Regions from separate parts of the Homo sapiens genome. Here region 2 is linked to region 1. A link is an interaction called in ENCODE POLR2A ChIA-PET data of the cell type or tissue named here. Cell type or tissue: HepG2. All regions are shown on one strand.

Evidence for each region. Peaks named below come from ENCODE experiments on the same cell type or tissue, not always from the same donor. Only the 100,000 strongest peaks of a DNase experiment are listed, where the experiment ranks them.
Region 2: POLR2A ChIA-PET joins it to region 1 with 11 read pairs; 2 of 35 experiments call an interaction of 5 or more read pairs at or near these places.

Annotation. Positions count from the first base shown.
Region 1 is chr15:45,470,690-45,475,689 of GRCh38, forward strand. The region is part of intron 1 of SLC30A4-AS1 (SLC30A4 antisense RNA 1); the gene reads left to right. Among named protein-coding and RNA genes, the nearest start is that of SLC30A4-AS1, 24 kb to the left of the region's middle. RefSeq lists an enhancer at 1,354-2,043. In HepG2, no CTCF peak of the experiment used is centred here; no DNase peak of the experiment used is centred here.
Region 2 is chr15:45,150,792-45,155,791 of GRCh38, forward strand. DUOX1 (dual oxidase 1) reads left to right here. Exons shown (of 34, transcript NM_175940.3): 23 at 332-457; 24 at 1,083-1,261; 25 at 1,495-1,725; 26 at 2,589-2,688; 27 at 3,160-3,209. It overlaps LOC124903480 (a long non-coding RNA gene), which reads right to left and starts at 1,089. Exons shown (of 2, transcript XR_007064607.1): 1 at 699-1,089. In HepG2, no CTCF peak of the experiment used is centred here; no DNase peak of the experiment used is centred here.

The DNA.
Region 1 (5,000 bases):
ACTCGAAGGGGTGGGTGGTGGTTCCAGTTTATAGGTAGATTTAAAATTTTTATGGTTGAATATTGGTTGAGTTTATCTAAGGACCTGGGAGCAACAGAAAGGAAATGTCTGGGTTGCAGTAAGAGGTTGTGGAGACCAAAGTTTTGTCATTCAGATGAAGCCTTCAGTTATCAGGCTTCAGAAAGAATAGGCTGTAAATGCTTTTGATCAGACTTAAGGCATGTGTTAATGTTAAATGCTGACAAGTATAATGAGGGGTGTAGGACCCCCACTTCCAGTCTTCGCCTAAACCAGTCTCTCAGGTTAAATTTTATGGGTCCTGGCCAGGTGCAGTGGCTCACGCCTGTAATCCCAGCACTTTTTGAGGCCAAGGCCGGTGGATGACTTGAGGCCAGCAGTTTGAAACCAGCCTGGCCAACATGGTGAAATCCCATCTCTACTAAAAATACAAAAATTAGCTGGGTGTGGTGGTGCATGCCTGTGATCCCAGCTACTTGGGAGGCTGAGGTAGAACAGTCGCTTCAACCTGCGAGGTGGAGGTTGCAGTGAGTCAAGATTGTGTCACTGCATTCCAGCCTGGGCAACAGAGACCCTGTCTCAAAAAAAAAAAAAATTATGAGTCCCTTGGACAAGAATGAAGTCCCTTTGAGACAGCTGGGTGGGAAGGGCTCCCTGGCAGAACCTCTGACAGCCCGCACACTGGGAGAAATGCGCACTGGGGTGGAGCCGTAGGAAGTTAGCGCCCTTGGCAGGGAAGGAGCCTGGTCTTTCTCTCTTGTTCCGGGGTATGGTACCTGGGATTCAGTCTGCGAGGCAGGACACACACTAGCAGGACCCTGGCTTTGCAGAGAGTCCCTGTTTCCCTTTTTTTCCTTTTTGCCCAATAAATCCCATTTTTCTCACCCTTCAAATTATCTGCGAGCCTCATTTTTCATGGTCGTGTGACAAGGACCCTGCCTGTAGCTTAACTAGGGAAAAGTCATATAACACATTCAGATGGTTGGCCTTAGAATTTTATTTTTGGTTTACATCATCCTTAGATTAGTCCCTGAGGAGAGAATCTACCTGAATTAGACTAAATTAACTAGATGTGTCCAGTAGGGAGGGTCTCAATTTTCTCCATCACAGAGTGAGGAGTGGGAGAAAAAGAAACAATGTAACAAGAACTATGCTAGATGTGGTTTTGTTTTGTTTTTGTTTGTTTGTTTGTTTTTGAGATGGAGTTTTGCTCTTGTTGCCCAGGCTGGAGTGCGATGGCACGATCTCAGCTCACTGCAGCCTCAGCCTCCCAGGTTCAAGCGATTCTCCTGCCTCAGCCTACTGAGTAGCTGGGATCACAGGCATCTGTCACCAAGCCCAGCTAATTTTTTGTATTTTTAGTAAAGACGAGTTTTCACCATATTAGCCAGGCTGGTCTCGAACTCCGACCTCAGGTGATCCATCCGCGTCAGCCTCCCAAAGTGCTGGGATTACAGGCGTGAGCCACGACGCCCAGCTAATGCTAGATGTTGTATGTGCTTTATTTTAGTTAATCCCTAAAGCAACCTTGTGAATGAAGTTCAAGTGAAATGCCTAACCTTGTTTTTACTCTAACTTGCTACTTTGAATCTTCCCTGTTTGTCTCTTTAGTCACCTAGCCTTGCTTCTCATGTAAATAAGACTCTCTCTAGCTGGGAAAGCCGGACAAACTCCAATTGACCCCTTAATTTACAAGACACTAAGGGCTCCTTACCCAACCCCCTTCCGTAAGGAGTTGACCTGTGTAAACAGATCCTCAGCATTTCAAAGGAGCCCAATTAACTGATAAGGTACTAGCACCAACAATGTATGAAGTTCCCAGGATTTTTCTCAAGGAGATAACAACATAAAGCCCTGAGTTCGTGTCTGGCATAGCCCCTATAACTAATTATAAATGAAGGATTTAGAGCCCTGCACCTGGTACCGTTGCTCTTTTTGTAACCATTTGTCTTTTAAATAGTTTATCTCTTTGTAACCATTTGTTTTTTTATTCTTGCATCTTTTTACTTCTGTAGAATTATTGCATTTGAGTTCCCCTCCCCTTCCTAAACCTAGGTATAAAAGTTAATCAAGCCCCTTCCTCGGGGCCGAGAGAATTTTGAGCGTTAGCCGTCTCTTTGGCCGCTGGCTTAATAAAGGACTCTTAATTTGTCTCAAAGTGTGGAGTTTTCTCTAACTCCTGTGGTTATAACACAAGGTGTTATTCTGTTATATAGCTGAAGAAAAAGGCTTAGAGAGGTTTCCACCCTTCCCAAGATCACACATCTATTAAGTTCATACAGCTGAAACTGAACCCACTGTAGCCTGGATCCAAATCCTCTCCTTAATATCCTACCATGCTGGCTCACTAACAAAGTGGACAAGAGAAGAGACAGTAAGAGCATAGCCCCCTCAGGGTCTTTATTTGCAAAAAAAGTCAGAAAGCCTCTGGTAGTTCTAGGAGAGATGGGGACAGAGTGAAAGTAAGTGTACATACAGTTGGGCCATTATTGATAGAGCAGGCTCCTTCCCACCGGGCCCTCCTCACTCACATCCGCCCTACCCACACAGCTTCCCCTGCAGGCAGGTTCTCTCTATGGCCTGGGGCAGCCACCCAGCCTCCTTAGGAGGCTTATAAGAGTGTCATGCAATTCTGCACTGGATAATTGACAGTGTTGGTCCCAGCTGGAGAATCTCACCATAAAGGCTAAGAGTGGGAATGCTGACCCAGACCAATTTGTATTGGAATCCCAGCTCTGCTACTAATTAGCTAACCTTGGGAAGTTACCTAACCTTTCTCTGCCTCAGTTTCCTCATTTGTACATCGGGGTAATAATAATTCATAGAACTGTTGCTAACAATTCGCTAACGCTGAAAAAGCTTTTAGAACAGTGCTTGGCAAGTACAGTGTGGAACACTCAATCAACATTTATTATCATTATACAGACAGCTAGACTGAGGCCTAGCAAAACAGAGTAACTTGTCCAGAGAGACACATTTAGCAAAGCTGGGACCAGAACCAGTTCTTCTGTCTGTTATTTCATTTTATTTTATTTTTAGATACAGGGTCTTACTATATTGTTCAGGCTAGTCTTGAACCGCTGGGCTCATGTGATCCTCCTGCCTTGGCCTCCCAAAGTGCTGGGATTACAGGGGTGAACCACTGTGCCTGGCTGTCTCTTAATCCAATGTATGTGTATATACTTAGTTAAATATTTTAACAACGAAGATAAAGATTATTGATTTTAAATCCATTAATACTTTGAAAGTAGTGTCAGCCACTTTCATGTTGGCTCATACCTGTAATTCCAGCACTTTGGGAAGCTAACCCAGGAGGATCACTTGAGCCCAGAAGTTCAAGACCAGCCTGGGCAACATAGGGAGACCTCATCTCTACCAAAAAAAAAAAAAATCAAAAAATTAGTGGGGGCATGGTGGCACATGCCTACAGTCCCAGCTACTTGGGGGGCTGAGGTAGGAGGATTGCTTGAGCCTGGGAGGTCGAGGCTGCAGTGAACCATGATCCCACCATTTCACTCCAGCCTGGGTGACAGTGAGACCTTGTCTCTTTAAAAAAAAAAAAAAAGTAGTAAGTGAGCTCTCCCACAGTTTCAAGCTGAAAATAGTCGCCTTATTAATTCATTTAAAAAATAGTCTGTTATTAAAAAAACAAGCTGTCATTAGCAAGGCTAGAATTGTTGTGAACCAGCTCAGTGCTACCACTGGGCTGACGGGGAGATTATCATATTCTGTAAGTGATAATAACTGCTGGCCATTAACACATTTAGTTGTAATTATATTATTGTCTGGAGTGTTTCAGAAATGTATCTAATTTTTGTTGTAAACTTAAAGAGATAAAACAGGCCGGGCGCGGTAGCTCACGCCTGTAATCCCAGCACTTTGGGAGGCTGAGGTGGGTGGATCACGAGGTCAGGAGATCGAGAGCATCCTGGCTAACACGGTGAAACCCCGTCTCTACTAAAAATACAAAAAGAAATTAGCCGGGCGCGGTGGCGGGCGCCTGTAGTCCCAGCTACTTGGGAGGCTGAGGCAGGAGAATGGCGTGAACCCGGGAGGCGGAGCTTGCAGTGAGCCGAGATCCCGCCACTGCACTCCAGCCCGGGCTACAGTGCGAGACTCCGTCTCAAAAAACAAACAAACAAAGTGCGCAGCAGTGTCTGGAACGCAGTCAGGGATCAATAAGTGTTAGCAATTATTTCCCTGGTTAACCAAAAGCTGCCTATAGTTTGGTATGGCTGACACATGGGAGGTAGGCTAGTGGTGGTGGGAAAGGCTGGAACTGCGGGGTGACTAGGTAAGCAGTGACCAGATCAGGACTTTGCATGTCATTACCAAGAGGATGGACTTTAATCCTCCTGGTCACAATTTCTGAAGCCATTCCTAATGGGAGACAAGTGTGATCTTCTATCTACAGGAGTGAGGCTATGGCCCAAGAAGCCCTCCAAAAACATAACATTGTTTTATTTCCTGTTTAACTTAAAAAAAAAAAACCCACTGCTATTGTGTGTTCTATTTCATAGCATGTTCAGTGGCAGGCAGATGGTCTTCATAGGTCAATCCTTGGTTGAATAATTGTAAAATGGATGACATTTGGAATAGTCTCAATCTACTTCAGAAAAAACCATTTCCACCGGGTGCGGTGGCTTATGCTTGTAATCCTAAGCACTTTGGGAGGCCAAGACGAGTGGATTGCTTGAGCCCAGAAGTTCAAGACCGGCTTGGCCAATGTGGTGAAACCCTATTTCTACTAAAAATACAAAAATTAGTTGGGCATGATGGTACATGCCTATAATCCCAGCTACTCAGGAGGCTGAGGCACAAGAATCTCTTGAACCTGGGAGGATGAGGCTGTAGTGAGCCAAGATCACACCACTGCAGCCTAGGTGACAGAGTGACACCTTGCCTAAAGAAAACTAAAAAAAAAAAAAAAAAAAGAAAAAAAGAAAAAGAAAAAAACATTTCCAACCACTTGAACCTTTTTT
Region 2 (5,000 bases), 320 kb before region 1:
CATGCAGCACCTTCAAACAAATTAGAAAAGGACACCCCTTTCTCTAGGCAGACACAGCCCTGTGCCAGGGCAAGCAGAAAGCCTGCTGGATTTCCGCTCTCACTTACGGCCTGGCCCAGATGCCCTTGTGAAGGGTAAAGGCATATGCAGCAGCCTTAGCGAGGACCCCCAAGATCAGACTCTGTCTATAGGTGACTGTGGGAATCCTGCTGTCCCCTTGCTGACAGCTCTGATCCTTCCTCAGCAGAATGGGTTTGGAGGCAGACCAGGATAGCAGAGGAACGAGTGGTTGAGATGGCCAGCATCCTATCTCTTACCATTCTTGTCTTAGTCCCTCTCCCAGAGTGAGTGCCCGCTGTTCCCGCAGCGACATTGAGACTGAGTTGACACCTCAGAGACTGCAGTGCCCCATGGACACAGACCCTCCCCAGGAGATTCGGCGGAGGTTTGGCAAGAAGTATGTCTGCTCTTCCCCTTAAGCCCAGGCAGTTCATCCATTCCTTCAGCTTATAAACATCTTTTCCTTGGTGCCAGGCACTGTGCTAAACATTGTGGGTACAGGCAGGGTGAATAGTCCTTGCCCAAGAACATCACAATCTAAGAAGAGAATCTGGTACACTGATAATTTCAATGTCCCACTGATGACTGTTCTAATAGTGGTAAGAGCGAAGGGCTTTGGAACTCAAGGAAGCACTCACCTCTGCCAGGGAGGTCAGAGATGCCTTCATGGAAGAGGTGTCCTTTGAGTCTCTAGTAAAGGCTGAATATGGGCGCCGGGTGGGAGTTGGGAGCTACAGACTGGAAGGAGAGGGACTGAGTGTGAATGAACACAGGTAGATGGAGTACATCCCCTGGGAAGAAATGACCACTCCAAGCCATCCCTCCACTGCCAGCTTGCTTATGCAGTGCAATATAGCCTGATGCGGTGAGGTCTGAACCCTTCTTCCACAAGGGTAACTAGGTTTCTTTCTCGGAAGCAGTGGGCTTCCCTCACTTCTGGGCGGCTCACCTCCGTGAAGTGGGGCCCCACTAGCGTTGGGTCCCATGGTGGGTGCCAAAGGCTAAGGCTTCCTGTCTCCCAGGGTAACGTCATTCCAGCCCTTGCTGTTCACTGAGGCGCACCGAGAGAAGTTCCAACGCAGCTGTCTCCACCAGACGGTGCAACAGTTCAAGCGCTTCATTGAGAACTACCGGCGCCACATCGGCTGCGTGGCCGTGTTCTACGCCATCGCTGGGGGGCTTTTCCTGGAGAGGGCCTACTGTGAGTGACTTTACTTACCACGAGCCCTGTCCCTAGGCTTGCAATGAGTGATCGCCCTGGGGGTGGGGCCTGCGATAAGTGCCAGCCCTGGGTAGGGTAAGTGGAGCCTGTCTGAGTGAAGACTGTGCGGGGGAGGCCTGTTGTGAGTGGCAGCCGGCCAGGGCCTACCGCCCCTAACCAGCTCTCTGTCCTCTGCACTGACCCTCGCTTGCCTGCCTGGGCCCCCTCCACAGACTACGCCTTTGCCGCACATCACACGGGCATCACAGACACCACCCGCGTGGGAATCATCCTGTCGCGGGGCACAGCAGCCAGCATCTCTTTCATGTTCTCCTACATCTTGCTCACCATGTGCCGCAACCTCATCACCTTCCTGCGAGAAACCTTCCTCAACCGCTACGTGCCCTTCGACGCCGCCGTGGACTTCCATCGCCTCATTGCCTCCACCGCCATCGTCCTCACAGGCAGGGCCTGGGTGTCCCTGGGAGGCTCTCCAGGGCCTCCCGCCCCCGCTGACTTCCCCTCGTATGAGAGCCCCCCTCTCTGCTGGCACTTACCTTTAATGTCCTTCTCCATCAGGATGGAGTTGGCCTGGGCCAGGGTGTGAAGTAAGCCCGGGAGCCTGTCGCTGGTCACTTCCAAGTGCCTCTTCCCGCACTTTCCAGGGCGCCTCACCAGCCTCAGCTGACAAGTTACTAACACCCCAGAATGAGTGTGCATAATGTGTCAATTCTCCCAATTTTTATGTTTTAAAGCATGACTCTGAGAGAAAGCAAAGGAGTGAACTTCTAATGCTGTAATTTCAGACTCACATGGTTGCGCACATGGATGGTGTGTCTGTGGGGTGTTGGGTAGGGCCAGGTGATTGTTTAGAGGTCAGAAGTCCAGGCCGGCGCGGCGGCTTATGCCCCTAATCCCAGCACTTTGGGAAGCTGAGGCGGGCGGATCACTTGAGGTCAGGAGTTCGAGACCAGCCTGGCCAACATGGTGAAACCCCGTCTCTACTAAAAATACAAAAATCAGCTGGGTGTGGTGGCACATGCCGGTAATCCCAGCTACTCAGGAGGCTGAGGCAGGAGAATTGCTTGAACCTGGGAGGCAGAGGTTGCAGTGAGCCGAGATCGCACCACTGCCCTCCAGCCTGGGTGACAGAGTGAGACTCCATCTAAAAAAAAAAAAAAAAAAAAAAAAAAGAGGTCAGAAGTCGAGACTCCTAAGGTACTTCTCTGGGACCCCCACTCTGGCCAGGGTCCTCGATCTTGGGCTGAATGAGTGAGCACCCACCCTGGGCTGCCCCAAGCTCACCACTTGGTCTGCTCTTCCTTAGTCTTACACAGTGTGGGCCATGTGGTGAATGTGTACCTGTTCTCCATCAGCCCCCTCAGCGTCCTCTCTTGCCTCTTTCCTGGCCTCTTCCATGATGATGGGTGAGTAAGTGCGAATGTGTGTGTGTGTGTGTGTGTGTGTGTGTGTGTGTGTGTGTGTGTGTGTGTGTATAATGGGGAGGATTCCTTTTGGGTGGAAAGAAATTATCTGGCTCCAGAGGAGACTGTCACCTTCTAGGTTACAGGACAGACAGTGACCAGCCTGAGCCCCTAATGCCAAGTCAGCAGGAGAGACTGGTGTCTGAGTTGGGGTGCCTCCCCTGAAGGGTCCCATCTGGAATTCCCAAAGATCTCCTCTCATTAGCTGGGCATGGTGGTGCGTGCCTGTAATCCCAGCTACTGGGGAGGCTGAGGCAGGAGAATGGCTTGAAACCAGGAGGTGGAGGTTGCAGTGAGCCAAGATCATGCCACTGCACTCCAGCCTGGGTGACAGAGCAAGACTCTGCCTCAAAAAAAAAAAAAAGAGAGAGAGATCTCCTCTCAAGGTGTCTCTTTGCTGTCCCTTCCACACAGGTCTGAGCTCCCCCAGAAGTATTACTGGTGGTTCTTCCAGACCGTACCAGGTGAGAACCCTCCTTGATCCATGAATTTCTGGACCTGACTGTGAGTTCAAGGCTCTGGGTTCTCTGCACCCCAGAGCAACCCACGTTCACTCACTCAGCTCTTCCGGTGACCCAGGCTCTGTCCTCTGGCCTGAGGACACTACTGGGTGGGCAGGAGACTTAGACTACTCTGCATTCCAGCCCTCCTCGCAGGAGCTCAACTGGGTTCCTGCCCCTACTTTGGGCTAGTTCCTTCTCTAGTAGGGTTAGGAGGAGAAATATCTCCTACTATGGACTAGTTCCAGTGGAATAGGAGTGGCTGGCTACCTCTTCCCCCAATACACACACATACCCTAACAGTAGCTTTGAGGAGTGCTGTGCCCCAGCTGCATGGGGGAAGGAGCAGGCTCTTTGTCAAGCCAGACAGAGGCGCCTACCCAGTATGCCTTGAAAGGAGCGTTTGGGGGATATTCCTAACTCCCTATAATCACCCATCTTAGAGCTATTAGCTGTGAATCTATTCAAATTCTCTTGAACCTATTTATATTTTCAGTCTGTTCCTTCCTTGGAGTAACATAATTTCTATACTGGCTCCTCTCTGTGAAACACAGCATGGTTTTTTTTTTTTTTTTAATCCTAAAATGATCTGCTTTGAACTTCAGAGGGTGCTTGCTAATTCCTGCACACTGAGATTTAGTGGATAAGGCTGTGTTTATGCTCTCCTCTCCTTTTAGGACTTTACAGGCTTTGGTTAGATCCCTTCTTAACCTTTACTTTTTTATACTTCAGGGCTCTAATCTTCTTAACTTCTGCCTCTCTTCCTTGATCACTTGAGGGAGCATTCTCTGTCCTCTCTGCCCTGCCCTGGCTCCAGTATTATCCCCCTGTATACCCATGGCCTGGATCCCCTGTGAGAGGAGGGGCCTCCCACCAACTCTGGGTTGTACTTGGGGACCCTAGTGATGAGCAGGGACAGTGTGGTCCTGGCCAGTCACTAACAGTGCCAGTGCTCATGCTGTGTGCTGTGGCAGCCAACAAAGAGTGGTGCAGGGACAAGGACCAAACCTTGACTCGATGAGAGTACAGCCTGTCATTTCCATTGTTTGGCCCAGAGGGCCCAGAGTGGACACCCTCTGCATCCATTCATTCAGCACACATTTATATAGGGCCCACGGTGTGCCAGGCCCTTGCACTAGGCACTAGGATTCAGTGGCAAACTAGCTTAGCCTGTTCCTCATTCTTGAGAACCCGAGAGTCAGGAAAGTGACAGACAAAAACCAAATAATGACATTGGTGAAAAATTGGCTGGGTGTGGTGGCTCATGCCTGTATTCCCAGCACTTTGGGAGGCCAAGGTGGGCGGATCACCTGAGGCCAGGAGTTCAAGACCAGCCTGGCCAACATGGCAGAACCCTGTCTCTACTAAAAATAAAAAAAATTAGCTGGGCATGATGGTGCATGCCTTTAGTTCCAGCTACTCAGGAGGCCGAGGCAGAAGAATCATTTGAACCTGGGAGGCAGAGGTTGCAGTGAGCCGAGATTGCACCAATGCACTCCAGGGAGCCTGGGTAACAGAGCAAGACTCCATCTCAAAAAAAAAAAAAAAAAAAATCATGGTGACAAGGGCTATGAAAAGTGAACAATGTCTGCTGAAATGAAAGGTACCTGTGATCAGTGGTGTTGGGGGAGAGGACCAGAGGAGAATGCTGGGACATTCTTACTCCAACTTGGGCAGTGGAGTGGAGAGGGGACCTTGGAAGCTCCAGAACAGTTCCCTTTCAAGGCACTGATCTTCTGCCTTCCACCCTATATT